2 separate regions of the Mus musculus genome follow, and region 1 is linked to region 2. A link is a loop called in an ENCODE intact Hi-C map of the cell type or tissue named here. Cell type or tissue: left cerebral cortex. All regions are shown on one strand. Each heading gives the region's core, and the rest is flanking DNA. Links, peaks and the distances in the headings are about the cores only. Region 1 overlaps Gm17750 (predicted gene, 17750). Region 2 holds the start of Gm52045 (a long non-coding RNA gene).

Region 1 (14,794 bases), core at 6,027-11,026, 170 kb before region 2:
AAAATATGCACAAGCTTCTGATACTAAGGGCACAGCCTGGACATACACCTTGTCCTCTTCTTCTTGGCCTCATCTGCCCTAAAGAATGAATATATTCATCCCTAAGGTTGCTGCTTCAAAGTGACCAGTGAGATGCTAACAGGTCAGCTGGCTGTCCTGTTGGACAGAGGGTCCATAAATCAGAGAAGACTTGGTATGGTTGAAAGAAGAAGGTAGTCCAGCCTGAGGGGAGCCCCCTGTAAATCTCTCCAGGAGCTTTGTTCCTGGTAGGGGTAGGGGTGGGGGTTGGAGTTGGGGTAGTCATGGCTGTAGCTGTTATTAATGCCCTGGCCCTCCTGCAGTGGGTGCTAACTTCTTGTGCATGAGAGCTGCCTCTACCCTTCCCAAACATCGGCTGCTTGGAAAAGTCAAGCAGGGCTGAACTCTGATTTTCATTTAATAGTCAAAACCAAGATGCGTTTGGGCTATGATGATAGGACAGCTCCCTTGAAAAGATTATTTGAACTACAAAGGCATTCATTTAGGGCTAGCGATGTTGCAAAAGGGTCTGCTAGAAATTAGCAGCCTGTCCTGGTATTTGGAGAGCAAGAGTGACAACTTACTGGAAGTTCTCAAGGAATCATTTATATTTCACACTCCACTAGGCAGCTGATTTGAGATTGTCTGTTAGCATAACAAAGGCTCTGAGCCTGTGAACTTCAGAAACCTTTCGACCTCTTAGCTGCTGGCATGAATAGCCCCCAGTCCTGCCTATAGAGATCTCCCAAAGCTCCCCTGTTCGTGGCTAAATTGTTAATCAGGGTAATTTAATATAGTTTTCAATATGCCTCATCTCTTATTGGGAAAGGTATTCACAGCTTCCCTACCCCTGAAAAAAAAAAGTTCTTTTATTCAAGTGTGAGAGGGGCAGCTGCAGACAGACCCCCTTCTCTTTACTTCACCTCCCCCCCATCCCACTCCTTCCCAGCCACAGTTTTCTGAGTAGCAACCACGGGGAAAGGACAGAAAGAGAACTACGTTGACATTCCCTTTGCATGCACTCCACCCTGAACCTGAAGCTCAAGGCTGTTTATGCTGCGAGACAACTAAACAAAAACCGCAAGCACCACAGTCATAACTAAAACCTCAGAGTGATCACACACACACACACACACACACACACACACACCCCACACCCTGTTCTCCACCTCCCTTTTACCACCACCCTTTCCCCTCCCCCTTCATCCCTCAGCTCAGCTGCTCTTCTGGCCCCGACAAAATGCACCAGACCCCAAGGCCTGCTCATTTTCATTTTGTCGGAGGCAAAGGCAGCCTGCTCACTCCTTTGCACAGCGACACTCGTCCTGTCCCCTGCATCTACTCTCAGTGTGGCTCCCTCGCAGCGTCAATTCACATGCACATTAGTTAACTGAAGAGCAGGAGCACAAATATATTCATTTTAATCCAGTTAAGACCTAAGAGGTCTCATAGGATATTATTCAATAGTTTGAAAACCAAGTATAAAACTCAGCTTTTGCTACAGTGTTTCATCTCAGGGAGGCCTACAGTATGCCTTTCTTTTGCTTTCCACCAGTGCGTGCTCAAGAAATAAAATGAATAATGAAACAATTATAAGCAAAGAACCAGCTGCAGGTGGATATTCTGTTAAAATATTGTATTGTTGACTCTGTTAATTACCGTACTTCTCGTACCCATGCTCAAATTCAGAATGAGAATTTTATAAGATGAAAGGAAAAAAATATGAAGTCACAAATTGTGTTTCTTTTTTTTTTTTTAAATCAAAAACAGAACAATATATCTCTTAATCATATAGTTAACCTTTTGTTCCCATGTGAGAATTTTAGGCCATTTCTAAACGGTATTTGTGTATTTCTGAGCTGCTGTAAGTGTAGTTTTCTATGGGGTTGTTGCTCTGTCTTTTTGCCTTGTGTCTTCAGGGACTTCTTGCCTTTGTCAGACTTTGGTGGGTCTGTTTGCCTCTTAGCCTCCTACAGTTGGTCAAAGCCAGCATCTAGATCCCAAAGTATTTTCCTTGATAGCTCTCTAGGTTAAGGTGGTTCCTGATGCGGATGGGAGACTTGCTTAACTTACTTGGCACCCTACTCTAGCATCACCAAAGTGCTAGAAAGCAGGGAGACAAATCTCTCTTTATTGCACCAGGGACGGGTTATTCAAGCCCCCCAAACAGAAAAACAAATCCAGACACACTCTCAGGAATACATACCCACTCAGTAGCCCAGCTTCTTTCCCAATCTCATTTTTCTGGGTATTAAAAAATGGCTATAAAAATGGGCTTCTTAATTAATGTAAACATCTCAACAGTGTCCATAGATAACAAAATAATTGCATGCAGTTAGATTATTATCAACTTTCAAATCTGCATTTTCATTGGGGGCGGTGGGTTCTGACAGTTTTAATTCCAGTGTTTTGGAAGTTTTTAGATTATAAACATTTCTATCAATAATCTATGCATTATTCATTTTAATGATGTATATTTTATTTTATTCTTTAAGTAATGATTTTCATTTTTCTTGATTTCTTAAACTAGAATATTTTAAAATATAAATTAATAATTATTATGAGCAAGTAGATTGCTGATTTCTCTTTTAAAAATCCAAAGACATAAAATCATTCATTTCACAAGTTCACAGAAATGTAACTTTCATGAGCTGTCTAGAGAGAAAGAAAATACAGTGGCTTTAAACTCAAGACAGAAAAAAACCCCACACAATTGATATTTTCTGTGCTTTTGCTTAACCCTGTTTTCATTAGCCTTTTCCTCATTAGGATTTATGATCCATGTCCTTTTCTATACTTCCACAGCTCTGATTTCTGTTAAATTTTGTAACAGAGGTTAATGAGTACAAAGGAATAGAAGGCCTGTTTGCTTTCATCTATGATGCTCAGTATTTTAAGGCTGTTTATATTTGCATTTAAATTTTTTCTGTAATTTTAAATTGTTAAGATTCAGTGAAATTAATTACATCAGAGTTATCTAACAGGGAAATTTTTTTTTTTTTAAAAAGGAAATTAAACAGTGCAATTCTGCTGAATTGTAATGTTTTCCTGGGCCTGGACCATCTCATGCCCTCTCCAGCACTGTATAGTTTGGGTTTCATGTTTGTGGAAGAAGAAAGATTGGGGGGAGAAGGATGTGTTTTTGGAATGGTGTTTGACAAGGGGAATGAACGCAGACACCAGAACAATTATATTACAATCCCATTGGGGATGCCAGCACCAAATTTAGCCAGACTGATGGGGCACTGTCTAGACGGTCCCTTTTGTGTATCAGCTGCTTTCTCTCTGCTTTATTGCGTTGCCTCAATGTGTGAGTTGAACATGCATATGGATCCCAAGCATAGCCATTCCTGCTATTAAACCTGCTGTCATTTGGCTAACACTCAAGGGCTACGTGTTCCTACTGCATTCCCTTCACGGTATTTTGTAATTAAAATTCAGCTTCCACATTAGTGGTGCAACAAAGGCCATATAACAATGTAGAAGGTGCCTAGACTTTCTTTATATGAAAATATTAACTAGGTAAACATTTTTGTCTTCCCAAACATGTCCGCCTCTTTTTCACTGAAATGAAAGAAAGCCAGAACAATAAGAAATAAAACAATGAGAAGAATGAGCCAGAGTACATATAAATTGCCACCTTTCCTTGTGAAAAGGGCAAAGGACAAAAAGAATGTGTATTAAATGTTTACAGTGTAATTAACAACAGTGTGTGTGTGTGTGTGTGTGTGTGTAGGAGGTTACCCCACTTTGGTAAATCAAGTACAGCCCCATGATCTGGGTTCTTATGGAGTCTCATAAATAGATTCCCAAACTCTTCTTAATAAACAGTTACACGTTGCTTTCTTGTTGTTGGGCAGATAGGAAATCTCAGAGACATTTCACTTCTGGGCAACTGTCAGTATTCTGTTTCATTTGCCAAACTGGTGCAGGGCGGGGGGGGGGGGGGGGCGGGTGGGTTGGGGGGGGAAGTGGATAAGGTTTCCTTATACTTGCCCACACAAACCAGCCATTGTTCACAGGAGTAGGAATGCACCCCTAAATAGGGTGCAAACTTCATGGGTGATGGTGCTGAGAATTTGAAATGAACACAAATTAATTATTGCAATTAGAAAGTGAGAAATAGCAGAATTCATTAATTCTAGTGAAATTCGGAATGAGATCACCTCTTTTAATATAAAATTTATCAGCAAATTTTGCCTACAGTTACCGAGAATTGAAAACCTTGAGAAATTGGAATTCTACAAAATGTAAGTCATTTTAAGTAAAATCTTTGCCTCATATGGAGAACCCAAAGAACTCACTGTTACAGGAGAGATGAGAGACAGATGATAACTTTAGTAAGTATAGAAACAGAAACTATACTAGCTTAAATTATTTTCTCTTAACAGAAACAAAAGTGGTAAAAGTTTTTATCTGAAAAGGAGAAACACAGTAAATGATACAAAAAAATGTGTTTAAGTCCGTACAACTAAGTCATGGAATTTGGATTTAAAAATAGTGGTTTTTAAGCTTTTTTTTTTTTTTTTTTTTTGCTAGAAGTTAATAACTGCAACCTACTATTGGCAATTATCCATCTTTTGTGAATTAGATGGAGAGAGAGAGGGGGGGGAAGCAAAGTAAATTCTAATTTTATTAATAAGATACACAAGGAGTAGTCTGATTTTTGGTGGTGGTAGTGTGGTTTGGATATTTTGTTTTTGTTTTTGTTTAGTTTTGGTTCAAAACAACACATCACAAATCAACATTCCTGAAGTACACAGTGATATCAGATGGGAAAATTTCAAGATGGAAGTAGGGACAGATTGTACAGTTGACAATAAATATGGAGATCTTCAGTAGGCACTGGGAGGCTTGGTGTTAGCAGCTTCACACTCCAACTTCATTTAGCATGATAGATGGAAAAAGTGAAAAAAACACAAAGGCAGAGAGGGAAGGAGAGAGAAAGAGAGAGAGAGAGAGAGAGAGAGAGAGAGAGAGAGAGAGAGAGACCAAAAAAATAAAGAATACCAGAGGAAAATGGGGTGGGGTGGATGTCTATGCAGAAATACTGAGAGAGGAAAAAGCATGAGCAGAGAGTGAATATTCTAAGCATTGTTTTAATTTAAAACAGAGATACTTCCAGGAGAATGGATTTCAATGGAGCTGAGCCAAAAATAATTATAGAGATTTTCTTGTTTTCTTTTGTGAATGAAGAGCATCTCTTTTCTCTGATGACACAGAGAAGGAACCAGAGCCCGGAGATTGAAGTGGTGCCCCTCTGCCCCCTTCCTTCCACGCGCCACAGTGGCAGACCTCTTTTCCTTTCCCTTTCCAATAGCTATTGGCATGGAATTGAGCGAGAGGGGCGAGTGATTGCAGCCCCCAGACCTCAGCTGGGTTTCCTGTTCTAACAATTGCTTGTTTACTCTGATAGGGCTGAAGTATTGAAATGGAAGCCCAATTGGGGTGAGGTGACCGACATATATATAGGTAAAGTTCTGGAAATAAAGTCGAACTATTTACAATTAAGAATATGCCTGTTTATGATGCTAGAAATTCCTGTAGGGTTTGTTCTACCAATTATATTTGTTCTTTTGTTTTTCATCAATAGCAAGCTATAGAAGGGAATGAAAGGATTCTCTCAATTTTCCTCCTTTTTCTCGGTAATGTAAAATCTCTGTCTTAGAACCATTTTTTTAACAGAGAGAAAAAAATCATTTGTTAAAATAACTTGAGCTATAACTGAATTTTGTGAAAGCAGTAAAACACAGTTCTTGCAAAGGCAGGAACAAAAGGCTTATATGCATATGAAGGGCTGGAGGAGAAACCACCAACTTTTATAGACTTTGTGACAGAGTAATCATAAACAACTTGGAATTTCTATGTAAACAATACTTTTTAGGTTAAATTGACTTCTGTGCAAATCATAGCATATTTGTGATCTGATCTAAACCCTTCAGTTTAGGCATGGTCCAGTCTTAGATTACATACTACTATCCATATATGCCAATGCCACGAGTAGGGCTCAAGGATTACCATGTGTCATTGCGACACACGAATTTGAGGTGACCTTTTTAGAATGATTTCTTTCCAAAATCTGAGAACAGGTTCCCTTTCTCTGTCTCATATTGAGATTTGGTTTTACTAATATTTTATCTGCTAAGTTGAAACAACTTAGTGACTCAGCAGAAGAGCAGCATGGGCTATACCTTTGAAGGGCTAACCTTATGTGTCTTCAGTATGAATTTAAAACAAAGACTGTATGTTACATTTAGAGACGCTAACCAGTAGCTTATGTATGCAAACATTCCTGAAAGTGGTAAAATGTGATATATTTTCCTTTAGAACTTTTACAGACTAAAATTTGTCATGTTTTCCTGTCAAAAACCTTGAAATGTGGACTAGAGGAAAAGTCATAAAATTATGTTATGTGGTTAACTTTTAATTTTTAAAGATGAAAAATGCCTTCATGGATATAGGACTTTTAATTGGAGATTTTCAAAACATATTTTCAATTTCAGTAGGAATATATTGTGTACATCTGTGAATATGAGTTCTATGAATCCATATTTAACAAATCTCATCAGTTCACTTGACAGTTTTCTCCCTGTGAGCTCTTTCCTCTTCTCTTCTCTCCATTAAGAGTATTTCTTTCACTGAGGTAGACTAATTTTTGAAACAGGTTTTATAAAACAAAGCTGGCAATTGATTTAAAAGAACTTTTAAGCCATTCAACTCTGATATATAACAAATGATTAAATGAATATTTAAAAATCTAAAGTACTTAACAACACTAATAAAATCTCAACTCCAAAAATGCACAAATGTACTTTTTAAGAATAGCAGTTAATTAATGCTAATGAGAATAATGCATCTATACCTTAAGGTAAAGTATGTGCTTGAAATTAGCAAAAAATATTGTTTCTAAAAGGAAACAACTGTTCTTTTAAAAAATGAAACAATGCTAGGTATGGTCTTTTGTACTTGCAATGCCAGCATCTAGTGGGCTGAGTCCAGATGATAGTGAGTTTAGAGCTAATGCTGGCTGTTTAGAGAGATCCTGGCTGCTCAGAACTCTACAGTGACATCTTGTTTCTGAAAGCAAAGCAAGCAAGCAAGCAAAAGCAATATGAAAAATATAACTTTCTATATAACAAGAAGAATTAATGATAGTTATGTCTATCAAAAGTACTAGGAGACATGAACTATAGTGGGTTATACCAAGGCAACGAAACTATTGAGAGAAAATACTTGTCTACTAAAATGTTTAGAATATAGATACAATAATTTATTATTAACAAAGTGCAATGTATTGCATCAAAATGTGCATTTACTGCCTCAGATACTAATTCTAAAAAACAGAGATAAATATAGATTTATACTTGAAAAGGATCTCAAATATATAAGTGATATCCACAGCTACATAAATATATAGCACTTGGTATGTGCTCTAGGGTTTCTACACTTTATAAGAAACATAGACATATATAGAGAGAAATATTCAACACACGTGTATTTGCCATTTGTTTACATTGACCCTGGTATGATCAACAGATCTGTAGCATTTCTAAGTGGAACAATTCTTTCTGAGCCCTAAATTACTAAGACAGCTTCAGAGTTTAGTAATTCAAATCACCAAACTGGGGAGAGCTGTGTTTTAATTAAAACCAACCATAGGAAATGTCCCAAAGACGGACTTATTGTTCTTTTGTTTTGTGGTGCGGTAGAGCCTGGAACTCACCTGTGGCTGGGAGGAAATAACAGGAAGTTGTTGAAAAGATTGGAATGAGAGTTCTGAGGCTCACAGGCTTCTTCTTTGCTGCCCACAGAAGCCATTATGGCATATCAAAATGTGTGTGTGTGTGTGTGTGTGTGTGTGTGTGTGTATGTATATATACACATATATACATATATATTGAACATGAAGACTTCAAAAAAGCCTTCACACTTCGGGAAACCTAGAGTTAGAGTCTGCATTCAGTAGGCACACCTCCTTGTGTTGGCACAGGAAGACAGATGCAGATGGCTTCATTCAACTCCCTGCTCAATTTTGTCACTTTGTGTCATAACCCCTAGGTACTTAAATGTAGCTTCACAATGTGCTAACTGGATTTGCCTGATAATATGCCCAAATGTAGCTGTACTAGCTGTTTTTGCTCTGGGTTCATTCATGGTGATAGAGTTTATTTTAAGGCCAAGAACAGTCATACACATAAGGGAACAAGATCTTTTTGGTTTCAGTGGAGGCCAGACATGCATAAGAGCAGAGCGAGCACTGGATGTATGGAGAAGATGACTATTATAGAGGTGTTCACATTTCAGGAATGCACTTTATAACACAGGAAAGCATGGTACACTATAAGTAAAGTCCTTTTAGCCCATTCCCTCATTATTAAATGCTATTTTCTACAGTTAGGTTTTACAGAATATCCAATAGTATTTATTGTAGCAATAGACACTCCCACATAAGAACTGCTAGTGAGCTTACATGTCTATTTAATCAAAGTCAAGAACTACCTGGAAAGTACAAAGTGACCATGAAACACATCCTTGCTAAAATATTAGATAAATTGAGAATAGAGAAAATAGTGACCTAAGGTAGAAAAGTCAAAAGAAAATAGTAGTAATTATATATGTCTTGCACACAAGCCTAGTGTATTACATCCAGTACACAATGTCATATGAATGAGAAAGTGTGTCCCTTGTCATGGTGTCATAGCTGTGTTAGGAAGTTTTATGGGGTAGTTTGTTTCCCAGAGCACATTAAACTCGCCACATGACATGTTCAGTAGAATATCTCCTCCAGTTAAAAACTGGTTTTTGTCACAAAACTCCACAATTTTTTCCACAAACAGCTGATTACTTCTTTTGTGTATCTCTACTAGAGGAGGACAGTGTTTGCTCTTCTATCTCATAAAACGTATCAGCATTAGAGGCATATGAAAAGCAGTTTTGACATTATATAGTTTATCCCTGTATTGTTTGGGGCACACGGGCCTTTGCAAAAGGCACACATATCTATTATTGCGGCATTTTTATCTTGGAACAAAATACAAGCATAAAATTGGAGGTAAAGGCAAAACAAGAAGTCTCACAAAGTGGAAATTAGTTAATGCACATAGAGGACCCCTCTTGAGTGGACATGCAGTGAATGGCAGAGTTGAAGGGCTTCCTTAAGGGTGTGTTAACAGAGTCATTACAGGAGCCCTGGGAATCAGCATTTGCTGGGTCCTTCAGACCAACATCTCAAACCGATTTCAAGTTATGAGAGAAGTTCTAACCACTTCATGTTACTCATAAGGCTCTTCACAAACAAACATGGAAATAAGCAATAGGTCCTATTAGGTCCTTTCTGCTTCCACCCAGCACCTTTCCAGCTCTCCCTTCCATTCTTGTCTGCCTGTTGTCCTTTCACGTTCTCTGTGGTCCTTCTTTAGTCCTGTTTTCCAGTGATGCCAATAAAAATAAACAGTTCATTTAAAACAAACATATTTAGGCCCATAATGCATGGTTAGTATGTCCCTTTTTATTATTATTTAGTTAGAACATACCTGGGGCACTGGATTTTAAAGTCCAATTTCAGTAACATATAGAATAATGGGTTCCACTATGACATTTTTATACATATATATTTTTGTATACTGCTAATATTTGCCCCCACATTGGTCTCTCCTGTATCTCACTCTTCTTGAATACTTTTAGAAGCAAACCCCAACAAAACCAGAGAATTAAAATGCTATTTAGTGTCACCAAATTTATTTATAAATATACGCAGTGGTAAACTTAGTGAAGCCCTTGTGAGACTGCTCCTGTACTTACTGATCCCAGAGTGCAGAAAGAATTAGCTTATTCAGGAAAACTCAAAGTCATAATTAGTCTTGCAAATTATAATAATCTGGTTTCATCCCCCATTTCTTTCTCATGTTGTATTCCCAGTGTGAGTTCCAAATGAAAAATGACAATGAAGTTGAGCATTAATAATGGCATACCTGTGAAATATGAGCATTTTCCTAGAGTAAAACTGAAAATCTGTCCCATCTTGGTCCTATATTCTTCAATTAAAAGAAGAATATCACCATATTTTCTAAATTTAAAAAGTCAGTCATAATTTTAAAAATAACTTGAAATAAGAGAATACGTATTTTCCTCCTATGTAAATGTATCTTTTCCTCTTAGTGTAGATATAGATGTAAGTCTGTATTTAATTTAATTTTTTAAAAACTTTTAAGTATCTAGGTTTGATAGTTTCCTCAAACAAACAGAAACAAAAGATCAAAAAAAGTAAAAAGGATGAAATCCAGAAGAAATCCAGAAGGAATTTAGGCCGGACATTTTTCATAATTTGACCACCAAGGTCACCAAATAGTTTGTGATTACTTATTGAGGTGATCAATTATTTTAATGTATGGATATACATAAATTAAGAGAAAATGCAATTTGTTGTCAGCCCTGGAATTTTATAACATTTTGTGAAATAGAAGTATACCCTTGAAAGAGTTATAGTTTGATGAACTACTAACTAGTAGGAAAAAAAGGCAAAATGCACAGTAATTGTATAGCCATGTAAAGCCCAAACTTGCATAGCTTCTATAGCCCTAAAATTTAGGAATAGCTTATATTTATTTAGGAATTGCTTTATACAACATAGAGGGCTCTCAGCATAATTGTATTGAATGAGTTTTCATTACTGTATGAAGAATAACAGATCAGGAATAAAAGATGGGAATGGCACAAACCATTTTTGTATTTCAGGAAATTCAAAGTAATTTGTAATAACAAAAAGTAGATCATGCAGAGGGTATTGGCAGAAAGCTCTAGGGCAAGGGAATTGTGGGTAATATGTGTTTATCATCTTGACTGGTAATAGATTCACAGGTATATACACTTGTAAGAATTTAACTTACACAATTAAATATGAACAGTTAGTTATATAGTTTTTAATCTCAACAAATATGCTCTGTAAATGCAAAGTGAGTACACAGAATGAATGCATCAAGTAGTTAGAACACATGGAAGCCATTAGCAAGAACAATCACACAAATAGGTTTTGGTGTCATTCGGAATAGTGGAACCTTTTAGAGTTTTGAAGAACTTGGAGGTTCTAAGTATCTTTTTCATTCACTTGCTGATGCTTATGGCTGTGGGTTTAATTTAAATCATCTTATTTTTTAAATTAAAATCAGTATATCCCTAAATGTAAAGAACAATGTATATTTTGATTCTCTTGAAATATTCCAAAATCTGTGACATAGCTCAGCTAGCTAAACCCATCCCAAACACTGCTAAACAATCATTTGAGACAGAGATAAGCTGAAAGATACTTTCATCTGGAGAAAACAGGATCAATCTGCAGAGCCTTTTGTAATTATGTTTGTTGCAAAACCATGCAAGAGGGAAGAATTTCCTTTATCTGATTGTCCATAGACACATCTGTGGGTATTTTCCTGATTGCTCATTCATATAGGAAGCCACTGTGGGCAGTATCATCCCTAAGCAAGTGGGCTATATAAGAAATGTAGATGAATGTGAGTGAGAGAAGAGACCAGTAAGTATCACTCTGCTATAGTCTCTGTTGCAGTTTCTGCTTCAAGCTCCAACCTTGGGTCTCAGCATGGCTTCCCTCATTTAATCACTGTTTTGTGGAAGCAACACAAAGCAAACTAAGACACACATCCAAAGATTTTTTTTCTTTTCATTTCCTACGACGGGTATAATTAAAACAGTCAGTCAGTCAACCAGTCAGACAGACAGACAGACTCGGAGTGGAAGTTTCCCTGAGACAAATAACAGATATTCTCTGCATATGATTGCCTCAGATATATATCTTGTGAGTAAATCCATTTTAATTGTTTTTAACAAAATTCTGTTTGAATCCACAGAAAGTTATAGAAATATCACATTGAGTCTCTTCTGGAATAGAACATGACTACCCTAGGCCCATATCAAAGTCCTTTCACGGCTCAGTGTGAAGGACAGAGATGACTCCAGGTCACTGTTTGTTTTTTCTAATTGCATTACAGATAATACTGTGTTTACTTATAATTAAGGTTTTAGATGCAGAGCTTGAATTAGATTAGTCCTCATCTTAAGGTAGGGAGAAACTGTGAATTCCAATCAAAATACATGGGGGAAGACTGAAGACAATCTCTCTACATTCATATGTCAGCAAAACAGACTTAACATTCAGTGGATAGCATATTGATGTGCCTGATATTACCCAAAGAATAGATGTTTTCTGCCTTGACACATTATGGTTTAAATGTATTGATCTGATTTTTAACAGACATAATTAAAATTAATAGAAACATTCTAAACACTACTTAGAATGAGCTACTTATTAATTTTTTTCATACCCTCTCTTCGTTTTTGGCCAGAGGTGGTCCTCACGCATCATAGAGTACTGAACATAAGATCTGTAATGGGAAAGCATGTTGTTGAGCCTGGGCATGGGTTTCTAACGCTCTTGAGCTGAGATTCAGTGAACACTTCCATTTGGAGCTCTCTGTACACTTAGGACTATGTCCTCCTCTGCCCTTGGTCTTTTTCCAGAACGGAGTCCCGCCAACAGAAAGACAGAATCAGCATCTCTCCTATTCCTTTTCACTTTTCCCAATAGCTGCTTTGCTTTTTGTATTCTTCTTCTCCCCTCTTTTTGATTAGAAAGGCGATTTTATTGGCAAGCTAAAGAACAATAAACCACTGTATGAGAGCAGTGTAATCCAGGTATGTATGGTGTGACTCAGGCTCTTATTTGTTTGTTTGTTTGCTTGTCTGTTTGTTTATGTTTACAGAAAATCAGATTAATAGGCATAGTCAGTAGGTGACTTTTAAATGATCTAGGATATGGGATACTTGTCAACGCCAAAAGTTTTAACTTGGGAATGAGGGGGAAATATCTTGTCTTTTCAGAAGACATGTGAAAACATATTATGGCCAAGATACTCATGTCCTATCACTAAGTACTACCCATACACCCATTCTCCAAACATACAGACTTTTCTTGAGCTCTCACTGATCCATGAGTGTGAAGCCACTTTTTAATTTGCTGTTATAAGTAATTGCAATGGATTTATTAATTGATGCATGATATAATCATTATTAATTACTCTTAACTTCACAGTATTTCATATAATATGCTTCATAGCTCTTTAATATCTAGAAAGATAGAATTCAGAGTAAATCCCAAGGACAATGGACCCACAAAAGCAGTTACGGACTAAATTAGAACAAAGAAATTAAAGTCTGTAGCACTTGAAAAGGAAAAACTAAATAGCTTCTACACTCATGTTCATTTGCTCGCATCAGGTTTAGTTGCTTTAAATTAGGACAATAAACACAACCTCCAATCTTACATTCTAACCGTTTTTAATTCATGGACTAACCAATGATAATGGTCTTTAAAAAAAAAAGAAAAAGAAAAATCTGTGTAGATTATGTTAGAGAAGCTAAATAATTTTATCTGTTGTTTACATTTTTACAAAAAAAAAAAAAAAACCTAAGATTTGGTAAATTTTCAGTCCTAAAGATTGATTTATATGGAACTGATGTTGAGCAGAAAACAAAGCACTCCTTCAATTATGGGAATAGTAGAATTTGCCAAACTAAATGTATTTGCTTTGTGTAAAATTATATCCTTTGCTAAGTGCATTGTTTGTTGGTCACTAATTATGTTTGTAGGAGTTTACTATTCTATCCAAAGACTGTATCGTGTTCTCTCTGTCTCTGTCTCTGTCTCTGTCACTGTCTCTGTCTCTCTCTCTCTCTCTCTGATCCTTGGTAAGCATAACAGCTTGTATAGATTATTGATTACAATAAGTAAAAGTATAATATAAGGGGGAGCAATAAGGCCAAAAGAAATATCAAAAACTAAGACAGATAGTTGAGTATGAGATAAAAAATGAGTTCTTTACCTTAGACTCCCTTAAAATGAAGTAGATGAAGAAAAACTAAAAGTTAAGTAGAATTCAACATAAATTTTCCCTATTCACTAACTAGCTTATTCAGTTATTGCCATCTGCTGATCAATTACAGTTCAGTACTATATATACTAATATGGCACAAATTTTTAACATTTTTCCCCTTCTTCTGAGGCTGGCTGGCCCAAGAAGGGTGCTGGCTTGCATATTTTAATCAACTGTTTGCCTGGTTCATTCAAAACAGTCTGAATAGGACGTGGGCTACAATATAGTCCTAGCTACTTGCATGCCAGAGGGAAAAATGTTGCATCAGGCTAGGCAACATCCCATAATTCTGTCTGTAAAAACTTAAGATGAAATAATAAAAGTTTAGAAAATGTGGTGTTCTGCCGAAGCTTACAGGACCTCTGCTGTTGCCACCGCATTTCTGTCAGCAAACTTGGTATCTGCTCTTTGCTTCTTGCCGTTATCCAGCTTCTGACACTGTGTGGATGACTCCTACTAGTCAGTTTGCTGCTGTCCATGACCGTTCTTACTCTTCTCTCAGCTTTGCTGCATCCCAATCTCTGCTGAGCATGGTCTGCCAACCTCACCAAAAAGCTCATCTATTAACACATGATTAGTCAACTCAGAAAAAGAAGAGGATATTTATATTGTATACTTAGTCGAGCAACTGAGGATCCACTTTGAAATTGTTCAATACAGTGGCCCGGGACTGTGTGGTTCAGAGTTAAGGGGATGGCAAAACCATGAAGGTGTGATGCTTCAAAGGTACTGAGGAGAAACTAGACAGGATTTGATGACTGTGTGGACTAACGGGACGCTTGTGAATCATACTTTATTCTGGCTCAAAAACTGAGGCCTTCTGAGGCCCCCCC
Region 2 (17,498 bases), core at 6,398-11,397:
GGTAGCTAACTAAAACCCCTTATCTGGTGTTCCTAGTTTTCTCTATGCTCAAGAAAACACATGAAGGAGATAGAACAATAAAAGAACTTCTGCGTCTTTTTCACAACAATTGATAGAAAAATAGAATATCTAAATGCAAAAGAATGTTTTTACCACATTTGTACAACAATAATATAATCTAATATCACTTATAAACATAATTCCACATAGATCAAACATGTAAAACTATAAATCGCTGAAAAGTAAAGCCTTGTGTTAGAGTTAGCAGTGATTTCTTGGGAATCACAACAGAGGCATAGAAGAACAGCAACAACAAACATAGAGCTAAATTGCATGGTACTGAAATGAAAACTTTCTATGTATCAAAGGACACCATGAACAGAAGAACAAAACACCTATATAGAATGATAGAAGGCATTTGCAATCTACAAGCTAGTATGTAATTCATATATAGACTCTATAAAGAATTCCTATCACCTATCATTCAGAAAAACAGCCCTCAATCAAAAAACAGGAAGCACAGTTGAATAAACACACCTCCCCAGAAGATGGACAAATATCCAAAATGTTAATTTTCAGAATTTGTATACTGCTCAATAGTAGATTTCTGGTTATCATGAAGAGGGCCCTGGGTTTGATGTTTGATCTCTTGTGTGTGTGTGTGTGTGTGTGTGTGTGTGTGTGTGTGAGAGAGAGAGAGAGAGAGAGAGAGAGAGAGAGAGAGAGGAGATTTTCAACTTCAGTAGTTGTTACAGTAATTTAAGTAAAAATCACACTGTTATGCTACCTAACATTCATCAGAATGCCTGATACAAAACAATGAAACAATGAGACAATAGCAAATGTTGACGATAACATGGAAAAGTTAGAATTTTTACATACTTCTGATGGGTTTATAAAGTCATTGATCTGCTGTAGTAAACATTGTGATTCTCCATAAAGTTAAATATTGAATTAATATGTGATCCAGGAATTGAACCTCTGATCAGATACTCAAAATAATTGAAAGCAGGCATGCAAAGAGGCATCCATCTCTGTACTCTTAACACCATTATTTACAACTAATCCGGGAGAGCAACCCCAATATCCACTGATAAATGGATAGAAACCCAAATGTAGTAATACATACAATGGAATATCATTAAGACATAAAACCAAAAGAAATTCTAACATATGCTTAAATTTTTTGAATGAAATAAACTAGTAAGCAGAGAAGATAAAACTTGTACCATCCCCTTAATATTACTTGGAAGAGTCAAATTCCAGAAACAGAAGGCAAAATGGTGGTTTCTAGACGCTGGAAGGGGGTCTGCATAACTCTGTTTTTAACGAGTGCAGCTTCTACTTCAAAAGATAAGTAATGCTCTATGGAACATGGTGGTGGTGATGTCTGCAGTTTGTGAATGACTTAATTCCACAGAGCTATGTACTGAAAGAATAACTAAGCTAGGGGTCGTGGTGCATGTATGTAGTCCAAGCACTTAAGAATGCCAAGCAGGAAGAACTCCATGCATTCCAGGCTTCACTAGGCAACATGGGATATCAGGTCAGGCAGAAGGATGCTTAGAAAATTATTATTATTATTATTATTATTATTATTATTATTGACAATTTTAAAATGGTAAATTTTATTTTTTACAACAATTTAAAAATTTTATTTATATACATAAGGATCTTGTTGTAATAAAGAATAAGTTTAAAACACATGTGCAGTTTAAATGATATTTCAGGTTGTTAATAAAGCTGTCCATCTTACTTTATCTGGCTTTTAGAAGAATTTTTTTCAATTTTTTTATTAGATATTTTTTTAATTTACATTTCAAATGCTATCCCGAAAGTCCCCTATACCCTCCCCCCACCCTGCTCCCCTACCCACCCACTCCCACTTCCTGGCCCTGGCATTCCCCTGTACTGGAGCATATAATTAGAAGAATTGTTGCAAAATGTATCGCTGTCTAATATCTCTTTCTTTAAGAAAATTCAGTATACTGGGACAGTGAGCTAAGGTGATCTAGACCTGCCTGGTACCAAGAGCAATGACCCAGAGCTGCCTATCTCTTGCTCTCTGTCCACCACACTTCTTCCTTGTTCATCATCCTGTGACGCACTCAGAACTTGTGAGTACTTACGGGATCTAGGAGTTAGAAGGTGTCTTCAAATTATAGTGGATGATGGGGATGGATTTGAACAGTTCAACTCTTGTATATCTTTCCTTTGTGTTAGGTTTGAATATGATCCCAGTTCATTTTGTATACATTATATTTCTAAAATTAGCCCCTTACAAATTCAATATGCAAAGTACAATGAACATATATGGAGATTACTAAACACCACTAATTACAAAAACCTTAGTTCTTAAGAAGCTACAGTATCGAGATCTTCCTAGAAATCCATAAATGACTTCTGTGATATCTAATTTACTTCATCATGTTAGGCATGTTCTAGCCTTATACATCTTTGTGTGTATGTGTGTGTGTGTGTGTGTGTGTGTGTGTGTGTGTGTGTGTGTGTGTAGATGTTCACGTGTATGTGGGCATGTGTGAATTCATGTGTGTGTGTGTTCATGTGTATGTGTATGGTGTATATGCTCATGTATGGCTACAGGTGTGTGAACATATATATAAGAGGCCAGAATCAAAACAAGCAAAACACTGATAAGACAAAAAATGCCAAAAAAAGTCAACATGGAACAAAAGTTTACCCAAAAAAAATGCCATTGAGTTTGTTTTGTGTTAGACAACACAAAACCTGAGCATGGGGCTTACCCTCAGTTGTGGTTGATATGTCCAGGGACAATGCATTGGAGAACACTAATTTCTGTCTTACCAGTGGACATCAATGCAGATAGCCTCTTAGCTGGGTGTAGGGCGTCTATGATCAGCCTCCCCTCTAGCTTGAATCTTTGTGGAACTTTGACATGCTGCCACAGTCTCTGTGAGTTTATATATGCAACAGTCCTGTTGTGTTTGGAAGACATTTTTTTTTCTTTTGAGTCATACATAACCTCTGGCTCTTGAAATGTGTCTCCTCTTCTGCATAGATCCCTGAGGGGAAAGGTTTGATAAAGACATCATATTTAGGACTGAGTGCTCCAAAGTCTCTCACTGTCTTCATGTGTTGTGGATCTCTGTGTTCTTATCTACTTGAGAGTTTCTCTCAAGTGAGTTGAGTAAGGCCGTGATCTATGGATAAAAGAGTATAAAAGTGATCATTTTAAATTCACTAGAGTTGAATTGTGAGAGTAAAAAGAAACAGCGCAAGTTGGGGGGGAATGTAAAAAATAGATGTCACTGGAATTCAGACAACTAGCATTGTATACTCTTGTGTTCAGACTCGATTGTGAAACCTTAAGTTAACTGCTTTATGAGTTTAAATTCATTCATTCTGTAATAAATCACATGTACTTAGTGAGGTTAAATGTATAATCTTATTAGTGTTCCAGCTTCAGTATTCTGAGTCCTATCATTCTACTGCATTGAATGGAAGAGACTACAAAGATTCATATTCCAAGAAGAGAATAACTGGAAAAAGAGTAGATGTGGGATTCAGTTAGTAAGCTTTGGGTGGTAAGTAACAGAGTTCCCAGCTGTAAGTAACTTGAATAATAGAGGTATCCTATTAAGAATGCTAGAATGGGGGAAAAAAAAGAATGCTAGAATGGACCGAGGGGTGGGGGTGCACTGCTTTATTCCCCAACAGAGGCAGGTGACTCTCTGAGTTCAAGGCCAGTCTGTTCTACAGAGTGAGTTGCAGAACAGCCAAAGCTACACAGAGAAATCCTGTCTCAAATAAATAGACAGTTAGACAGACAGACAGACAGACAGATAAATAGATACCCAAAACAGAAAAGAATTCTAGAGTGGCAGTTTCTGTGTTGACTGGCTAACGTCTCTCTGATGTCACAGCTGTGGCTCAGCTTTGTCCATATTCTCATAGCACCTCTGTCTTATTGCTATTATTACAAGCCCTTGTTTTTATAAATGATGCCTGTCATAGCAGAGAGGGTGGATTGCTTCCTTCACAAACTTCTGTCTGACTATCACCACTCCCGTCCCTAGCATGGGTAAGAACAATTATAATGAAAACGTAAATCTATTAAACTGGTTTTATAGACATCTGCTTGGCTATTCTGAATCAAGTTCTTCAAGACACCTAGAAAATAAATCAGAGTTGTTTGGCTCAGTAGAGCTAAAGAGAAGAGAGAAAAATATGAAAAAGCAGAGGAAAGATCAGAAAAAATGGAGTATATCAAGGAATACAGTAGGACCCAAGGGGTTCTTAAACTTTGTTTTGTTTTTCTACACATTTGCATGCTATTGACTTTTAAAATTGACTTTTAAAAATAATGCTGTTAACTGTGGTTATCCTATTGTGCTCTACCATAGAGCACTGAAACCTATGCCTTACCCAAATGAGCTTCCATAATCAAGAGAAATTCCAAATTTCTAAACATAAATGCTTCTAAGCACATTATTTGTATAACTACAAATGTGACAGTGAGTAGCTACCTTGGCTTTGGTGAACGCAGTCAGCTGATTTAGGACTAGGGAAGAATAAGTATGAACATGAAATAAATAACTTGAACATTGAGGCAGCACTGGGCCTTTGGTGAGAAGTATTTGACACCAGCTCTATAATTGTGAACCTCCCTCCACATATATGCAAGAGTTATGAAGATAGGTCTTCATGCTGGACTCCTAACAGAAGGAGCAGGGGCTGTTTCTGACTCTGTTGCCTTCCTTTGGATGTCTTTCCCCTACTGGGCTCCCTCAATAGATGTACCTAGTCTTACTGCAACTTGATATGCCAAGGCAGTAGATATACATGGGAAGCTCCACTTTTCTGAGGAGAAAGGGAAGAGGCGTGGATGGGGGGGCAGGTCGGAGGAAGGGAATGGGAAGAGAGGTGGAAAGGGAAACTATGATTGTGATATAAAGTAAATAAATTAATGAATGAATGAAAAAAATAGTGAGCCTCAGTTTACATTCTATTTTAATTTTTTATTAGATATTTTCTTCATTTACATTTCAAATGCTATCCCAAAAGTTCCCTATACCCTCCCCCGGCCCTGCTCCCCTACCCACTCACTCCTACTTCTTGGCCCTGGCGTTACCCTGTACTGGGCCATATAAAGTATGCTAGACCAAGGCGCCTCTCTTCCCAATGATGGCCTTCTTCTGCTACATATGCAGCTAGAGACATGAGTTCTTGGGGTACTGATTAGTTCATATTGTTTTTCCACCTATAGGGTTGCAGACCCCTTCAGCTCCTTAGATACTTTCTCTAGCTCCTACATTGGGGGCCCTGTGTTCCATCCTATAGATGACTATGAGCATCCACTTCTGTATTTGCCAAGCACTGGCAAAGCCTCACAGGAGACAGCTATATCAGGGTCCTTTCAGCAAATCTTGCTGGCGTATGCAATAGTGTCTGGGTTTGGTGGCTGATTATGGGATGGACCCCTGGGTGGGGCAGTCTCTGGATTGTCCAACCTTTCATCTTAGCTCCAAACTTTGTCTCTGCAACTCCTTCCATGGATATTTTATTCCCTATTCCAGGGAGGAATGAAGTATCCACGAGTTGGTCTTCCTTCTTGATTTTTCTTGTGTTTTGGAAGTTGTATCTTGGGTATTCTAGGTTTATGGGCTAATATCCACTTATCAGTGAGTGCATATCAAGTGACTTCTTTTGTGATTGGGTTACCTCACTAAGAATGATATCCTCCAGATACATCCATTTGCTCAAGAATTTCATAAATTCATTGTTTTTAATAGCTGAGTAGTACTCCGTTGTGTAAATGTATCACATTTTCTGTATCCATTCCTCTGCTGAGGGACATCTGGGTTTTTCCCAGCTCTTTGTATAGAAGTTTTCCTCCCTCTCTTGTCAGGGAGACATCTTGTGGGATTCAAATGATTCACACTGAAGGATGGAGGTGCCAGGGTGAGCAGGAAAGTGTGCACAAGGTAACATTATAATTTCAACCCAAAACCTAAGACGGCACTCTGAGCTTCAGTTCCTCACACCGTTTCAGAAAACAAGGTCGGCACAGGACTCCTGAATGCTTCTCTATGAGTCCCTAGATGCCCCTCTAAGAACCTCAGGTTTGGGGAAAAAACAACTCATCTCAGTGAATTTAAACTTCTGCTCTGAGGCAATAGCAAGAAGTTTCTCCTGAATGTAGGGTGTTCTTGGCCACGCCTACCACTGTAATATGATAAACTAATGTTATCCACTCTATCTGGAGACTGATGCCTCATTCTTCTGCTTCAGTTCCATTTTTTGTGAATATAATATTTTGTGGAAATTATGGCAGATCAGGTCAGGAAAGTTGAACTGGTAAGGTTAGGTCATAGGAAGCATAGCTCAGACTGTGATTCAAGGACAACCACTTTCTTTGGTCTTATTTTAGTAAGCATCTGCCTCATGCTGAAAGACAAAACAAGGTCATCCAATTGTTTTGAGAATAGATACAGTCTCTAGAAAGATGACAGAAAAACTTAAGGGAGCCAACTTTCCTTTTTAGGTTTCCAGAGATTTCCAAACATGTGGGACTTACAGCTGGGAACTTCCTCGAGTTGGAATTTGGCCACAACCTACTCTATCACCCTATTGAAGAGGGCAGATCGCTACCACAAAGGACGTGATGGTAGAATTCACATCAAAATTATTCACTCACTTCATGAGTAAAATCCCAACAAAAATTATTTTTTATAACTTTGAGACTAATGAGATAATATCTGTGCTGGGTTCCACTTGGTGTACTTCTGGAAGAAGAATCTACAGGAGGAATAACACGTGTCTGTACTTATAGGACAGCCCCCTGGTTAGTCTGAGGAGGATGGCTGCAGAACAGAACTGGGGTCCTCCAAAGAACCGCTTGGCCGATCATAATTCTTTGATACCCATCTGTATGGGCTCAAATATAGAATGTGTTTTGACAGAAAAAAAAAGAAGTTTGGGGGCTTGTTGTAGTGGTTCTAAGTGTGGCATATCAGGAGTCCATTATTTCATAATTTTGTAGAACTGACTTGCATACAAGCCTCTGTGGTAACCCTGTTACAAGGAGGTCTGTGACAGCACATATTACTCTTCCCATAATCCATATTCAAAGTTCAATGTCCAGTGACATTGCTATATGGATTTGTCACACTTTCTGAGAAATTGTGATTCTATATGTCAATACTAGACCTCTATCACTTGTTTAAGATTTGGAGTGAAAACTACGATAGACATACAGTATTAGATAACTACTGTCACATGTAGCTTATTAATTTGGGTTGAAAATGATGAGCACAGCTTCTTCCATCCACTTTATATATCCTTCACTTACTTTTGGAGACACTAAGCCATAAGAAAGGCCACTGTTCTGCAATATGGCATAATATTTTTATCTGGTCACTCAAGTATTTGCTTTGTTTCACAGCGAGAACGGTGACCCAGCCACAGGACAGTGTCAAATTTAAAATGTGGCTTATAATATGTCTTTCAACAAATGGTCTCATTTCTCCCAGAAATCAATGAAGCTATGTAGGGTCAACCAACTTCCGAACTGTGAGAGACACAATCATTGGTGCCTCCACCATCAGCAGCGTTTCCAGGTTTGGTTCATTCTTCCTAAATTTTGAAAATAAAAGACAATTCATAGCCGCTCAGGTATGACATAACCTCGTGTGTGGTGTGTGTGTGTGTGTGTGTGTGTGTGTGTGTGTGTATGTGTGTGTGTGTGTGTGTGTAAGTCATTCATGGCCATTTCCAGAGCAAAGGCATATAGAATTTTTACATTGTTTAGATCAGGATGCTAAAGGGGGGAGAGGGTTTATAGTTATGTAAAGATAATAGGCATAAATGAGATGGGTCCCCAGAAAACAGATTGATCAAGAAAAGTGAGGGCAGAGTGTATGAAGTCTAAACAAATATTCAAGCATATCGAATAATGTTCTGTACTAAGTGACTACTATGTTATCACAGAGGCACAAATGAGTTTAGCTTAGCAATCCCTTCCCAAAACACCATTGGCTGAGGCCATGTATGTTGCTATCACAGGGGCGGGGGTAGGGAATAGAAGTAGGGGGGATTGGATGAGGGAGCACTGCTTCCAATTGTGCAGGGACTTTTCCTAGTAATTATGATGTAAGAGTGCTACAGAGTAAAAGGATATTTAATAAGACTGCCATGGACGTGAGCTTTCACTTTTCCTGCCTTCAGCCTTGCTCACTTGTACCTTCTGTCACAGCTACCAGCACAGGGATAAAATAAAAGTGTATGTCTAGAGCCAGGGGCTTTTTCCCAGCTGCGAGTGCTTCACCAGAGCCAAAGCTTCTCAGAGTTCCTCACAGGACCCATCCATGCAGGGTCTCTACCTTCAACATTTCAGTTCGTACTTTTTCGTAACTCAAACACATGATGGAGACATCCAGGACTTAATTTTTTTGTCATAAAACCTTTAGATCCAAAGCACACACTGGTACTAACTGAGAAATCTACTTAGCAAATATTTTTTGTAAGAAAAAAAAAAAAGACCACAGATTTTTGCTGTTGTTGTTGTTGTTGTTGCTGAATGTTCTGCACTCTTCGTTCCCTCAAAAAAGAGGGGTGCTGGTGTGGGGAGAGAGCAGAGAAAGGGAGGAAAGTGGCTTCAGTTCAGGGGAACCCTAAAAAATGCACATGAATCAATTATGAAAAAGAGAAGGTCCCTTTGAATGGGGGAAAGCTGATTGGAATTAGATAGGCTTTGTTCCTATCTACAAGGTACAAGGAGGGGACTTTTCAGCGGAACAGAAAAGGGGGATTTGGGACTGTTTGGCTGCTTAATGCCATAGTGCTTCAGAGCCCATGTGAAAATTTGCTGCTGGCTATTAATCATCATTGTGCCCTGCAAAGAAGCTGTTACAATGATGACTATATGTCATTATATTCCCACTGTAAGTAACGAATCAGAGAGCTGGGAAAGTTGGATAAGAGCGGCTGAAAAACTTTTAAGCGGTCGAATCTATTTAAATAAATTTACATCACATTTGCTACTTTCTCTGGTATGGGAATCATACTTTAAAATGAAACAATATGCTGTGTTCATGGGGCCTGGTCTTTTATTCCCCGTCCCTGAGCCTACTTTCCAGGTCAGCCTTTGCCAGAGCTGACAGCACGCTTTTCTCATAGCCTCTCCTTCTCATAGCCTTTGGTTGCTTTCAAGTTCAATTTAGCACAATAAAGTTGTTATGCATGACAGTTTGGAGAGCAGAATAGGTGATGTCTGGGCCCGCTGTGTCGCTACAAAGTGGGCCCATTCTCTGTGGGCCAGCTCAGTTACTGGAGCCTTACTGGTGGGACACAGCCATGGACTTTCAGACGTTCCCATCCTGACGAAAAGAATTAGCTTCAAACTGCACGAAGCCTCGGGGTCAGCCTCTCTTTGACTGAGACTGCACATTTAAATATGCTGCGGTGGATTTCAAATTTATGTTGATTTGTCCTGTTGTGCTTCTCTTTCATGTGCTTTTATTTACAGATGTGTAAAGAATATGGAAAGTTGGAGTTCCTCGTGCTTCAAGAGTTTTATTAGAAATCTAAGCCATTGTTTTATGTTTATTTTATAAAGAAATAGAGTTGAAACATGTCAGGCTTAATTCCATTAGGCTGAACTGCCCAGAACAGAGCCCTGGGGTTTGGAAGACAGAATCTGAAAGGAAGTGTCTCCTTGACTAAGCATCATGAACAAGGCAAACAACAAACAACTCTCGCATACCACCATGGTCAAGATAGCTTTCCACTGGAAGATGGCACCCTCCAAAATTTTACTCTGACCTAAAAGTGACAGATTTCTTAATAGAGCCAAAAGGTGATTTCTCCACCATTGCATACCACCATGTGAATGTGTGTGCGCGCATATGGGTCGATCACATCAATTAGTGTTAGCATTCATTGACATCTTCCCAAGGACTTACTGTCTGGGACATAAAATTCTGTTGCCAGGAAGTAAACGTTACTCAATTTTGATGCTGAAGAAATATTCTCATGAGGGACATATACTCTCTTTTCTCCCTGAAAAGAACCACACAACACAGCAAATTTAGGTTCATTTATATTTGACCATTTCATTCATCTCAGACAGATGTCCTCACTCTTTTAGTTCTTGAAGGAAAATACATCACAGCTGTCTTGATTACTGATCTCACTAATTACAGGCTGCAACCATCAAGCACAACTCCTTCCACATTAGACAATGACCGAGAGAGGATTGCACAAGCACAGTCCACGCTCTCGAAGTCTAGAGTTTGGGTAAATTATTTGTAAGATTTATATATTTTTACCAAATGGTGAAATACTGAGTCATGGTGTCATGGAATATTTACTTTAACTGTGTTTTAATTAAAAAAAAAAACAGTGAAAATGGTAATTGTATAATGGAAGAAACCTCCCTCAGAACAATCTATATTCTAATGTAAAATCTAACATAATCCTAAATCTTTTAAATCAAATTATAGCAGAAAAATAGAAATCTGTACTTATCTTCAGCAAATATGTGGATCATTTTCCCTGGTCATCTCTCTCCTTTTGCTATTATTTAATACTATTTGGTGTCATTTTCCCAAAGGCATTTTTTCCAAGTCAACAGTTTAAATAGCTTTTGAAAATACAGAAAGACAAAAACAAATTGTATTATGAGAGACAATGACTACACATGTAATAAAAGCACTTTTCTAATTTTCAAGTGGAACAATCTCTTTGACATTCTAATAAACAAGTACACAAAAATTTACAAAACTCTTTAACTAATAATGTGTGCTTAAAACACACTCATTTTCTTCAACAAATATGTGAGAACCATATAAAATTTTATGTATACACTGGCAGTGTGAAGAAAGAATGATTAGATGTTAGAAAGAGAGCACTAGAAGTTCACATGTGTGCACAGAAACACCCATGTGCAGACAGCAACATAAAACTTGTTACATGCTGATTCATCTGGGCTCTCCACTGCAAACATGGGGTGATTTGCCATAAAAGATTGTCTCCTAAATCATAAGAACTAAGAGGGAATATTGACAAAAAGCTCTGAGGATTATTTGTGGTATAATTATATAAAAGTTTTAGATGTTTACAGAGACCCGTAAGATTTGGACTGGCTCCAGGCAAAGACACAGTGTGACCAAGTCTGAGTAAATGCCCTCCTCAGCAGAACCTCTGCAGCTGTCATGAATAATGCCTGAAATGAAAGGCCAATGAAAGGTATAGAAGATGGCCAGGCCAATCACCAAGGTTCTCTGGTGGAAAGGAAAGGATGGAAGAGAAAGGCAAAATGCAAAACCCATTATAGGGCTCTGAAAGAAAAGAGGTCTAGAAAAGAGAAAGAAGGCGGCATTTGCCATAGACATCACCAGCAACCCCAACCAAGTCATATCCAGATTCTTCACGTTTGTTTGTTTGCTTGTTTGTTCGCTTGTTTTTCTGGAATATACTTTCAGTATGGTATGCGATTCAGAAAAATATTGGCCTTGCCTTAAGCTGAAGCTTCCCCTTTCTTGGTTGGTAGAAGCTCATCCATGAAAGTAAACAACATTTGTGGTGATACACAGGATTGTTACAGAGACCAACAACACAGATAGAGTGTACAGTCAGATTTCTTGCCTGTAGAAGTTACACTGTGACTGTTGATTCCCTTTAGCTCTTGAGTATTTTGTATGTTTTGCAATCCTCAACCAAAAATCTCTCAATGAATAAGCCAAATTTTCTGACTTAAAATCTTATTCAGAAGGAATGGTTGGGGAACAACAAACTGATTCAGTGGGTAAAGGCATGATCTATCCTAGCCCAGTAATCTGAGTTTGATTTCTGTAACCCACAGAGTGGAAGGAGAAAGGCATCTCCTGAGAACATTCTCCAAATTCCACGGTGTGCACAGACACACACATGCATGCGCACATGTGTACACACGTTCAGTAAGTACTTCTTAATGTGATTTTTAAAAATATAATGAAAGAAAAGCAGATAGTAACAAATTTTGCCACTAATTTCCACAAAAGTCTCTTAGGGGCTTAGAAATTTAGGTTTCAGAGAGAAGAGACCCTTGGCATTGTCAGAAAGAATGATGATAACTTACTGGTTCATTTTGATGCCCTGAAATAGTATAGTTTGAAGAAACAGTGCTTGTATGTCCATGAAAATATGAACAAGCCTATTGACACATTTAAGTCCTCAGAGAGAGTTATGGGAAAAATTATTCATTCCAGCTAGCAAACTTCATTTTTGTGCAAAAGTCAAGCCATGTATGTAGATGGAGATCAATGAGGTATGAGGAATCTTTTTATTAGTGTTATTTTGCTTTACCAATGTAATACTTAATTATTTAGCAAAATTTCAGAATAGAACTTTCAGAAGAATATTTTACACTATTTGCTACACAGCTAATGTTTTCTAGTACTAGTAATGATCTTGATCAAGTAATTCACTAGAGTTCTCTTCTATTCTAATTGTCAATTGAATTCTAACATTATCAATAGCGTTGTTTTAGAAAATAATACAGTTTGTGCATTAAATATACTCCTATAATTGAATATTATATCAGACTGGAAAATAAATTCAATTTTATTAGAAACACCATATACAATTAAGAACAGGAAGCATATGTTTTACAATGCATAATACATGGTCTGCGACTTCTAATGTCAGTTAATTACATTCTTTAATGAAATATTTTTGCATGTTTAAGATATGCAAAATGTTAAACAACCTTTCACCTTTACTTGTAAACTTGTTTTTCTTTTCACAAAGAATGGTAGGAAGCCAACAAGCCATTGTGTGTGTGGTATTTCTCTGATTTCCTAATCTTTTAACTAAAAATTGGACATATTTTCTCATAACTCATCATCAAGAATTTTTCAACATCTGAGAATACTGACTCAAATGATGGTAAATAGGCCAGTTGTGCAACATACAATCTTTAAACAACTTTTTGTTGTTGTTTTTATGACCAAGCTGTAAATAAAGAGACATATGTGCTGTTTTATGTATCCACATGCCTTACTACCATTTTTGTTTTTTTTTTTAGATCAACACCATAACTTACATTGTCTTCCACACAAAGTTCTGGCAAGCTTCAATAGATTCATTAGTGGGTTTTTCTTTACACCAACAAAGCTCAAAGAGGTCCTAACAATGGAGGTAATCACAGCGTCTTCCCGACCCAAGCTTAGGTTTCCATCCTTTCACTCCAGACTCCTATTTCATTTCTAAGCAACTGGATTTCCATGGCATTCCCAGAACAAATAAATATCTCCCTTTCCCCTGCTTACATCTTTTGTGTATATTTTTCTATACAACTGCCTGTATTTAAACTAGTGTGGTAATGGCAGGGTTCTTCAGGTAATCTTTCATTGGACATAAATGGTGTAGCATTAAAATGCAGATAATGTTACCTCAATTAGAGAACGCTGTGCAAAACTTGAAAAAGACGAAGCTAAATGTTTGGACTAAACAAGTAAGTCTATGTTGTTAAGAGTGGGGCTGGGTAAGTTGCATTTTCAATAGATGCCTTAATGAATAAATGTTAGAGTGTATCAACAGTCCTGAGCAGGCTTGTGGTTTGTGTGTGCATGAAGTGTAATGGTATCAATTGACTGGCTCTTTGTGGTTGCTGTAAAGTACTCTTGAATGTGTCAATGGAGAGAAGGCCAGCAGACAATGAAGCCATGACAGCTGAATGTCAGCAGCGACCTTGAACCTAAACTGGTTTCACCAATCCAGTGACTCCAGCTACAGTGAAGACATGCAGTGGGGCTGGACCTTCGGCATTGCCTGTCATTTTCTGTGTTCAGATTCCAAACACTTCAGTGACAATTTCAACACATTGCTGGAGCCTGCTAATATGCCTCAGTGAACGTTCACTTATTAGTGATGGGCCTAACGATATGTTCAGCATTTTAAACAGGCTTGCGTGGGCATTTAAAAATACAAAACAGAAAAACAGAAGAAAGCACTATTCTAAACAGAATATTTCATAGAAGCAACTGCACCCAGAGAACATCCTCGAACATGTCTTTTCTTCAGAATTGGATTCTTTGATATGAATCTTGCATTGCATAGTATTACTCTTCATACCTTACTACATTCTTTATTGCTGCAAATAGCACATGATTAGCTAATTAAAATACTGCATCAAGGAATAATTAATATCTGTAATGCAGTGTTTCTTTAATGAAAAACAAGAGAAATTTTCTAAAGGTCACATTTACAGATTAAATGTGTCTTTAACATAAATGGAATGTTATTAAGCTAGGCTCTATTTTCAGGAGAGAACCACAAAGCCTTTTGTGGCAAAACACTATTAATGAATTCAAGAAGCAGAATCCCTTTGCAAACGCTGAAGTTGATCAAGGTTAGAAGCCCAACTGCAGCTAAATGTTCTGATGTTCACTATAGCAGGCCTGGAGGAACCCAGGGCAGGGAAGGGAAGAAAGCCCAGAGTAGAATGAAAGGCTGAGGAAAATACAGAAGAAAAGGAAGATGGAGGGCAGATAAAGAAAGAAATGTACATTATAAAGAGAAAATGAGTTCGGTGGTCCAGTAAGACATTAGGACTTCCACATTAGACAATGTGGAAAGAGTAAAACTAAAAAGTAGTTTGCAAGCATTATAGGAGGTGTGTCTAGCATCTCCTATATTGTTAATGTAGTAATGCCATAAATACTGAAATTCTTCTTAAGAAAAATGTAGTATTTTCTAAAATAAAGTAAAATTGAAAAAAATTAAAAGTTGGAACACCAAGACTTTAAAATGTAAATTCATTGTCCTGAAGTCATTGTGAGTGAATATGAGAAATGATATAGGGGACTTCACTTCATTACTACGTCTTTTAATCCCAGTACTAGGAAAAAGCACCTGTGTGATATATTACTTTTTAAAATAAAACATGAGCACAAGTGTCTACTTGTCCATCTGCAGCTTTCTCATGTTCTTTTTATTGTACTTTTTAAACATGTTTTATTGGAAAAAAAATCCCCATACAATATATTCTGATCACAGTATCCTTTCTCTCCCTTCCTCCCAGATCCTCCACACATCACCTCCCCACTCTTGCAATGCCACGCCTTCTTTCCCTCTTTTTTAGAAAACAAAGTGGCAAAAATAAATAAATAAATAACAACACAAAACAAAAAATAAAACAAACAATCCCTAGAATAAAAATTAAATAAACAGGAAAAAATAAAACAAAGGAAAAAACATGAAAAACTCACAAAACCCATATAAGCACATAACCAGAGACCATAATACTTAAGAAAAAGACAGTAAGGTTGAAAAAGTCTAGACAAAGCCTTATGAGACAAAGCATTTCAAAGAGTGCCATTGAGGTCATATTGTGCTGGCCATCGACTGCCGGGTCCCCGACCTGCCCTAGAGAGTGGACTGTAAAATCAGGATGCCTCTGTTCTTACATAATATAAAATCAAATCATTTCGTCACTAGTTTTTATTTAAAGACACAAAGAAGAAAATAGGCTTGAAAGAGATGTCTGTGCTTTTGCTTGAAAAACTTAAATATTTACAAATATTTCAAAATTTTTTTAAAGTTATAAGGTGTGTCTTAATACAATGAAACTTTATAATTATCACACAACTCTGAGAAATAGTTATTGCCCAAAAAGCTTTCCCATAAAAATTTACTATTTGCTTCTTTATTGAGGGGATAGTATCCAGAAGTGAACGTCATCAAACTCTGATACTAGAGAAAGAACCGTAAATACACTATCATGTTGACCTCAAACTGCAACTAAAAAGCTCATTCAGTAAAAATCACATTAAGATTATTAAATTATCAAAAATAATAAACTGAGCACTAAAACAGATGCTTAAATAATGACCTAAAATAATTATCAACTTCCAGATTAGAAAAAAGAAACAAAACAAACAAACAAATAAACAAAAAGCCTCAACTTCATATACTACATAGAGAAAGGTTTTGGAGACTTAAAGACAGTGTACAATGAAAATGATATAGATTAAGAAGAATTATTTTGATTCATTAGATTATATTTATGTTTCCTAGAGGCAGGGACTCTGACTAATAGTCATAAAGGTTAGTTTCTTTGTAGATAAGTTTTCATAGTAGAACATTCATGTATACTCTTTTATGAAAATATTTTAATTTACAAATGGGCAGACACCACCAGTGTACAGCTGAGAATTAACTCATATGTTCTTTTTAACTTCAGATTACTCTTATTTTTCATAAATTTTCTAACATACAATTTTTATGTCTTAAAAATATTAGCAATGTCAATTTTAGTTTCACTAATTGATACTTGACAGTTACTCTAATGAAGAAACTATTTAGAATGATTTTTATAAATGAATTAGCACTTAAAATGTAGGGAAACATGAAATAATTTTCACAAATGCCAAAGAATAAAGGGCCTCTGCTGATGTATGCATCCATCACAGAACCATCTCCACAGAGCCTTATGTTGTGCTTTCACACTACTGTGAGAAAGGATTTCAATCACACAAGTTCTGAATCTTCAGAGAAAAGCTGGTAAGGGCTCTGGGAAAAGTTGGAGTGGCGTTTCTGGTTGATATGATCAAAATACATTGCATCCGTGCACAGAATTATCACAGACTGGATGAGACGGTGTTGGATGAGGTGAGCACCTTTGCAGCTATCGTTATTTTCAAAGAGTGGTTTAGTCTTTAGGTGAGACTCGATCCCCCAGCACATATGTACGCTATGGAATTTAGTTTAAATACAAAAGTGGTCAAAATGAAATTCAGGTTAACAAGTCAATGTACTGCCTACAACACAACCACTGCTTGCTTGCTTGCTTGCTTATTTATTTATTTATTTATTTATTTATTGCCTACATGCATCAGCTCTCTTGATCAATCCAAATGTAGACAAATGACACATAGAACCATATCCTTCTTCCTGAAGTAGTTGATTTAAGAAAACACCAGTGTATTCTACCTTAGAAAACATTCTGCGTAAGCTCTGTATTATGGAGAAATGATAGACGATTCTGTAATAACTATCATGAATATGATAGAATTTGTGGCTAAAAAAAAAAAAGAAATATGGCACGTAAGAGTGTCTAAAACTAGGTGACGTGACATTGTTATTTCAAGGTCCATTTCCTAAAGATGGGTGACAAGCAGTCCCACAGTATATATGAATATAAAGACAGTACTATACTCTCTTAAACTCCCCTCAACATTTTGTTTCCAACAGAAAATATGTGGAAGTGAGCCTGAAATAGCATATATACAAATCTCTGTGGCTCAAATATTTAAAATTCACTTCAACTCTTCAGGAAGTTACCTAGTTTATTGTGTATGGTTTCAGCATTGAAAGGAGAGGATAAAACGCATTGTTTCTGTGTCGATGTCCTTCTCTTCAATTGTATTTAAGAGCCAGAGTTTTGAAGTGTTGCCTGCATTGGGAAAAAATGCTAGGTAAATTGTGAAAGCTTCCCGGAAGAGTCAGGCAGTGATTCCCACATGGCACCATCA

The links. Peaks named below come from ENCODE experiments on the same cell type or tissue, not always from the same donor. Only the 100,000 strongest peaks of a DNase experiment are listed, where the experiment ranks them.
Region 1: it touches region 2 in a loop (2.0-fold over the local background); 4 of 42 quality-filtered maps call a loop at or near these places.

Annotation. Positions count from the first base shown.
Region 1 is chr13:84,045,681-84,060,474 of GRCm38, reverse strand. All of the region lies in intron 1 of Gm17750 (predicted gene, 17750), which reads left to right. Among named protein-coding and RNA genes, the nearest start is that of Gm17750, 12 kb to the left of the region's middle. RefSeq lists an enhancer at 1-2,244. In left cerebral cortex, for the core only: no CTCF peak of the experiment used is centred there; a DNase peak (open chromatin) is centred at 8,056.
Region 2 is chr13:83,876,682-83,894,179 of GRCm38, reverse strand. Gm52045 (a long non-coding RNA gene) reads left to right here and starts at 10,996. Exons shown (of 3, transcript XR_003950631.1): 1 at 10,996-11,939; 2 at 13,049-13,477. It overlaps 2810049E08Rik (RIKEN cDNA 2810049E08 gene), which reads right to left and starts at 2,972. Exons shown (of 3, transcript NR_036594.1): 1 at 2,766-2,972. In left cerebral cortex, for the core only: no CTCF peak of the experiment used is centred there; no DNase peak of the experiment used is centred there.